2 separate regions of the Homo sapiens genome follow, and region 1 is linked to region 2. Evidence: chromatin loops called from intact Hi-C (ENCODE). Cell type or tissue: CD4-positive, alpha-beta T cell. All regions are shown on one strand. Links, peaks and the distances in the headings refer to the core of each region. The heading gives the core; the rest is flanking DNA. Region 1 has its middle 14 kb from the start of GRHL1. Region 2 overlaps NOL10 (nucleolar protein 10).

Region 1 (2,920 bases), core at 297-2,796, 680 kb after region 2:
AACAAATGTAAAATGTTCGATACAGCACAGGTGCTTAATAAGTTGGCTTCAGAGCCGTGTTTTTCCAACATGTTCTGATGATCCAAGTTTGATACTTAAGACAATTAAAAACAAGAAATTTAACTTAGTTTCAGCACATGTATGGTATATATATTTGTATGGCTATGAGCTTAGGCTGGTCGTAGACATAAGACAATTGAAGCACTCTTTTCCACAGGTATCGGCCGCATTCTGTTTCACTCCCTATAAGCATTTGATTTTGCACTACAGGTATTACTGAGACCATGTGGAATCTCACTTAGTTTTATTTCCCTTTAGGGTAGTTGCCTAAATCATAAAATTATGCTTCACTGTAGTGGTAGGAAATCTAATTTATTTATTTATAAGATGGAGTCTCATTCTGTTGCCCAGGCTAGAGTGCAGTGGCATGATCTCAGCTCACTGCAACCTCTGCCTCCTGGGTTCAAGCGATTCTCCTGCCTCAGCCTCTCAAGTAGCTGGGATTACAGGCACCTGCCACAAACTCTCAGCAAATTTTTGTATTTTTAGTAGAGACAGGGTTTCACTATGTTGGCCAGGCTGATCTTCAACTCCTGACCTCAAGTGATGCACCCACCTTGGCCTCCCAAAGTGCTGGGATAACAGGCATGAGCCACCCTGTGCCCACACCTGGCCAAGAAATAATCTAATTTTTTTAAAAAGACATAAAATGTGTTCATGAAAGAGATTCCACCCAAATCAACACATAAATCACTCTAGTGGCAAAGTAGTTTATTTATTATGTTTCCTTAAAGGAGATTAAGACTCGACTCCTCTCCCAGCCGGGGCAGCCCGGGAACTCAGCGCCCCCCTCCAGTGGTGCCCAGAGCCTCCCAGCGCCATGTCCATCTCTCTTCCTCTTGGCATCCATTGTGGCACTCAGCCCACCTCTGCCTCATTTCATGATTGTGTGCTTTTGTAGTTTAGAAACAGCTGCGGCAAGCATTTAGGTAAAGGCCTCAAGCAGACAACCTACAGGGTGCTCCGTGTCAGTGCAGGTGCCTGGGCAGAGAAGCTGCGGCACAGCTGCAGAGGTGGCCCTGGGGGTGGCGGGGGCCTCTGCTATCAGGAGGATGTGGAAGGCCACTGTGGGGCAGCCCTGCACGGGACAGAGGGCTTTTGGGACCACGGGAACTGAGAGGAGCCGTTAGGAGGGGGTCACGGGCTGCAAGTTCCACAGTGGGGCCCTGTTGTCCCAGCCAGCAGAAGCACCAGTGACTGTCCCACCCTGGAGCCTGGAGCGAACCAGAGGACTTGTTAAAACAGATTGTTGGACCCACACTGTGTTTCTGGATTGGGAGTCAGGAGTAGGCCTGAGAATGTGCATTTCTAATGAGTGCCCAGGTAATGCTGATGTCACTGGTCCAGGGACCACACTTTGAGAACCAATGTGATAATCAAGAAATGTCTTTTGAATCAAATTTACTAAAATATTCATAAACCTTTCTCCACCCGAAGGATGCAAACGAAAGGGAGACACAGAGACTGTCAAAGCTATAGGCAGTCTGCAGGTGATGATTTTATTTTTTTAAATGTGGTTTGGAATCTGGAGTCTGAGACCTGGACCCAAATCTCACCACAGCTTTGTGCTGGCTGAGCACCCTGGGAAGGAAGGTAACTTCACAGCGGAACCCCTAGCCCCACACCTATTATCTAAAGACGATTGCATGGCCCCCAGAACAGTGGGGACTGAATTTCGTATGGCAGGACCTCATCTGAATATACAGTAGGTGCTCAATACGTGCTATTACCCTCTTCCCTTTTTGGCAGTAGACAGATAAGCTTTTTCTATGACTGATACCATTTTTAGATGTGAAAACACTGACTCCTAGAGAGTAACATTTCATCACTAGCCTTCAATGGTAATTCATACAATTGGAAATGCATGGAAAGCCATATTTTTCACTTCCTTCTCCTCTCTTGTTAATCTTATCTCATATTCATGGGTGGCCCAAAACTTTTCATAGCTTTGAGCGCTCTGTCCCAATATTTTTAAGTACATGGAACTTGTTAGCAACTTTGATTTTTTTATTCAAAGGAAGTGCCATAACACTTCAAATCATGTCAATTCCATGACACTCATCTTCAAAAAAGATCTTTCAGTTCAAATCTTAGAAAGCAAGTTTTTAAATTATAAAAGATATGCTTCTTATATTCTCCAAATCCTGCTCCTGAACAGGGATATTGTTTCAATAGTTTGTTCCTTTTTCACAGCTGAGCAGTGTTTCATTGTATGGATATCCACCATGTGTTTATCCATTCACCTGCTGATGGCTGTTTGGGTTGTTTTCCCTTTTTTTTGCTATTCCAAATAAAGTTGCTATGAATATTTGTATACAAGTCTTTGTGTGGAAACATGCTTTTATTTTTCTTGGGTAGACACCTAGTAGTGGAATGGCTGGGTCACATGGTAGGTCTAATTTTCACTTTTAAGAAACTACCAAACCAGGCTGGGCGCAGTGGCTCACATCTGTAATTCCAGCACTTTGGGAGACAGAGGTGGGAGGATCACCTGAGGTCACGAGTTCAAGACCATCCTGAGCAGCATAGCAAGACCCCATCATCTTTACAAAAAAATAAAATGTCTATTGAATCAAATTTACTTAATATTCACAAACTTTTCTCCACCGGAAGGATGTGAAGAAGGGGAGACAGAGACTGTTAAAGCTATAGGCAGTCTGCAGGTGATTTTTTTTTTTTTAATGTGGTTTGGAATCTGGAGTCGGAGACTTGGGCCCAAATCTCACCACAGCTTTGTGCTGGCTGAGCATCCTGTATATAATTTAAATCAATGTGTAAGTCTCATTATAAAAAGTTACAAAAATTAGGCTGGGCACGGTGGCTCACGCCTGTAATCCCAGCACTTTAGGAGGCCAAGGCG
Region 2 (2,920 bases), core at 202-2,701:
TTGAACTTCTGTAAGCCTCTCAAAGAAATATATTTTGTTGCCAGACTCCTTTAAAGGTCTATATTTTGCTGCTTGAGTTTTGTTCCAACAGAGAATTTCTTCTTCCAGATCTATCAGTGTACTTCCCTCTAGCAAGTAAAGGGTATCTGTCGACCTTACTGTGCATCTCCTTTTGTCTTGGTTGCCTAGAAGCCCAAAGTTAATTTTTATTTTTATTATTTTTGAGACAGGGTCTTATTCTGTTGCCCAGGCTGGAGTGCAGTGTCCTGATCACAGCTCACTGCAGCCTTGAATTCCGGGGTTCAAGTGATTCCCCAACCTCAGTCTCCCAAGTACCCAGGACTACAGGAATGTGCCACCACACCCAGATAATTTTCGTATGTTTTATAGAGATGGAGTCTCACCATGTTGTCCAGGCTGGTCTTGAATTCCTGGGCTCAAACGATACTCCTGCTTTGCCATCCCAAAGTGCTGGGATTACAGGCCTGAGCCACCACATCCCAAAGTTAAATTTTTGATTGAATTATAGCAGTTGGTTTTTTTTGCCTCTCACCACCACCCCTATCAAACTTCATCACTTTCTTTTCCTTATGAGTTTAAAGATTTCGTTATGTGTATGGTTTTTTTTAAATAAAGCTCTTCATATTCTTTTTGCAGGTGCTTAGATTTTACATGAAGTCTTTTGGATCTATCCTAAAACTTCACTAAAAAATGATTAGCAGCGGCCAGGCACAGTGACGCACGCCTGTAATCCCAGCACTTTGGGAGGCCGAGGCAGGTGGATCTTTTGAGCTCAGGAGTTCGAGACCAGCCTGGCCAACATGGCAAAACCGTCTCTATTAAAATACAGAAAATTCGCCTGGCATTATTGTGCATACCTTTGGTCCCAGCTACTCAGGAGGCTGAGGCAGGAGCATCGCTTGAGCCCAGGAGGTGGAAGTGGCAGTGAAGTGAGATCATGCCACTGCACTCCGGCCTGGGTAATAGAGCAAAACTCTATCTCAAAAACAACAACAACAACAAAAATCAACAGTATATACACACTGCTTCCCTCCCACAGTCATGCACACCCACATATACATCTTAGTGAGATTCTAAATATTATCACATGTTTGTGGGAATCCTGTTTATTACCTCAGAGGAAACTATGCATACTTAAGACTCTACTTAAGTACTGTTGTGGTTGACCACATTTTATTCCACTGAGTTCAGATTGAGTTCCTTTATGTCCTTTGCTGTGTCAGTATCATGCTTTCTTTCCTTCAGCTTTATTTGGGGGAACATATGGGAAATCTTATTTTGTATGAATTTAAAATACGTTCTTCAGGATTTCCTAGTTCCGTGCATGACCGCCTCCCCAAGATAATCGGTAACTGCTAAATGGTGTTAATATATTTTTTCACCTTCCTAGAATAGCACTGTTAAGGTATAGAACCTTGAATAAAAGTGTACATATAATTTTTTTAAAGTTTTGCTCTTCCTTTTTTTCTGCCGAGTTTCCCCCCCTGGGTATTTTTACATATATCGGTACCCTTAGTTTTTACATAGATTTCAAAATTAAGAATTAGAAAGCAATAAGAATATGCAGAAAAGTTATTAATAAACACTTTTGCCTGCAAGGAAGTCGAGTAGAACCAGGAAACTACTGATGTGCTAAGGATAACACACCAAACCATCTGTGTTACTAACTCTTGGCAGGAATAAAATGACAAAACAAGATCTTGGGAGATGCTCATTACCAGGTGCATGATCAAAAAGATAAATACATTCTCATGTAAAAAAATTGGCGTAGTGCCTTTAGCATCCTTGGGGCATGTGTGCGTGTGCATGTGGGCAAGTTTAGCATTTGGTGTAGTTAGGAAATTGGGAGAGGAAAAGGGTAGAAGTAGAGGACTTTAACATTGCTTAGAGTCATTGTTATTGCAAAGTCTGGAAGTGAACTCTAGGAAACTGCACTGGAATTCAAGTGTAATATGATGATAAACATCAAATGACTGTTTGTAGCCGAGGTGCAAGGCCAGGCTCTTCAGGAAAGAATGAATAGGAGACCTTAAAATAAACATCTGTTTTTTTATTCAGCTAACAGTGGACTTTGAAGAAGATTGGGGCCATGTTCAGATTTTCTTTTTCTTCCTTGAGAATTGAAGAAAAATGTCAGCTGAGGATTTTTTTATGCTATTTAACATGTCATTTGTAGTGTTTCATGAAAAGCAGACAGATATGTAAAGCTTTTTATTCCACTTCAAATTAGAATAATAAGTTAGATCCAGTTTTGAATTTAAAAGAGAACTTTAACAGATATGTTTTATGAGTGAGTTTCATGATTTTGAATAAAATTTTCACACACTTAAACTACAGTGGTTTGGCCAGGTACGGTGGCCACAACTGTACTCCCATTGCTTTGGTAGGCCAAGGTGGGAGGATCATTTGAGCCCAGGAGTTCAAGACCAGCCTGGGCAACATAGTGAGACCCCGTCTCTACAAAATAAAATAAATTAAAAAATAAATTAGCTAGGCATGGGTACATGTCTGTAGTCCCAGCTACTCAGGAGGCTGAGGCAGGAGGATAGCTTAAGCCCGTGATCAAGGCTGCAGTGAGCTATGATCATGCCACTGTACTCCAGCCTGGGTGACAGAACAAGACTCTGTCTCATAAATACATAAATACATACATACCTACATACATACTACAGTGGTTCATTTGAAAGTAATTCTGTATGTCCTGTTCCTAAATGTTTTAGGAATATCTGGTTTTCACCAAGCTTGCATGTTCTGAATCCTGCTTAAGTTCAAAGTTTATAAACCTCCGTTAGGTACGTGAATTTAGTTTTCAGCAAATTATTCCTTTGGTTTCCCAGAAGCTTCCTTCACATTCCAGCTCCTCAAGTAAATGTTAAAAGTTTAACAAGGAAAAGGAGTG

The links. Hi-C counts contacts between places; a loop is a spot of excess contacts. Peaks named below come from ENCODE experiments on the same cell type or tissue, not always from the same donor. Only the 100,000 strongest peaks of a DNase experiment are listed, where the experiment ranks them.
Region 1: it touches region 2 in a loop (6-fold over the local background); 1 of 110 quality-filtered maps calls a loop at or near these places.

Annotation. Positions count from the first base shown.
Region 1 is chr2:9,936,304-9,939,223 of GRCh38, reverse strand. No RefSeq gene overlaps it. Among named protein-coding and RNA genes, the nearest start is that of GRHL1, 14 kb to the left of the region's middle. RefSeq lists a silencer at 629-968. In CD4-positive, alpha-beta T cell, for the core only: no CTCF peak of the experiment used is centred there; no DNase peak of the experiment used is centred there.
Region 2 is chr2:10,618,897-10,621,816 of GRCh38, reverse strand. The region is part of intron 13 of NOL10 (nucleolar protein 10); the gene reads left to right. Among named protein-coding and RNA genes, the nearest start is that of NOL10, 70 kb to the left of the region's middle. In CD4-positive, alpha-beta T cell, for the core only: no CTCF peak of the experiment used is centred there; a DNase peak (open chromatin) is centred at 1,156.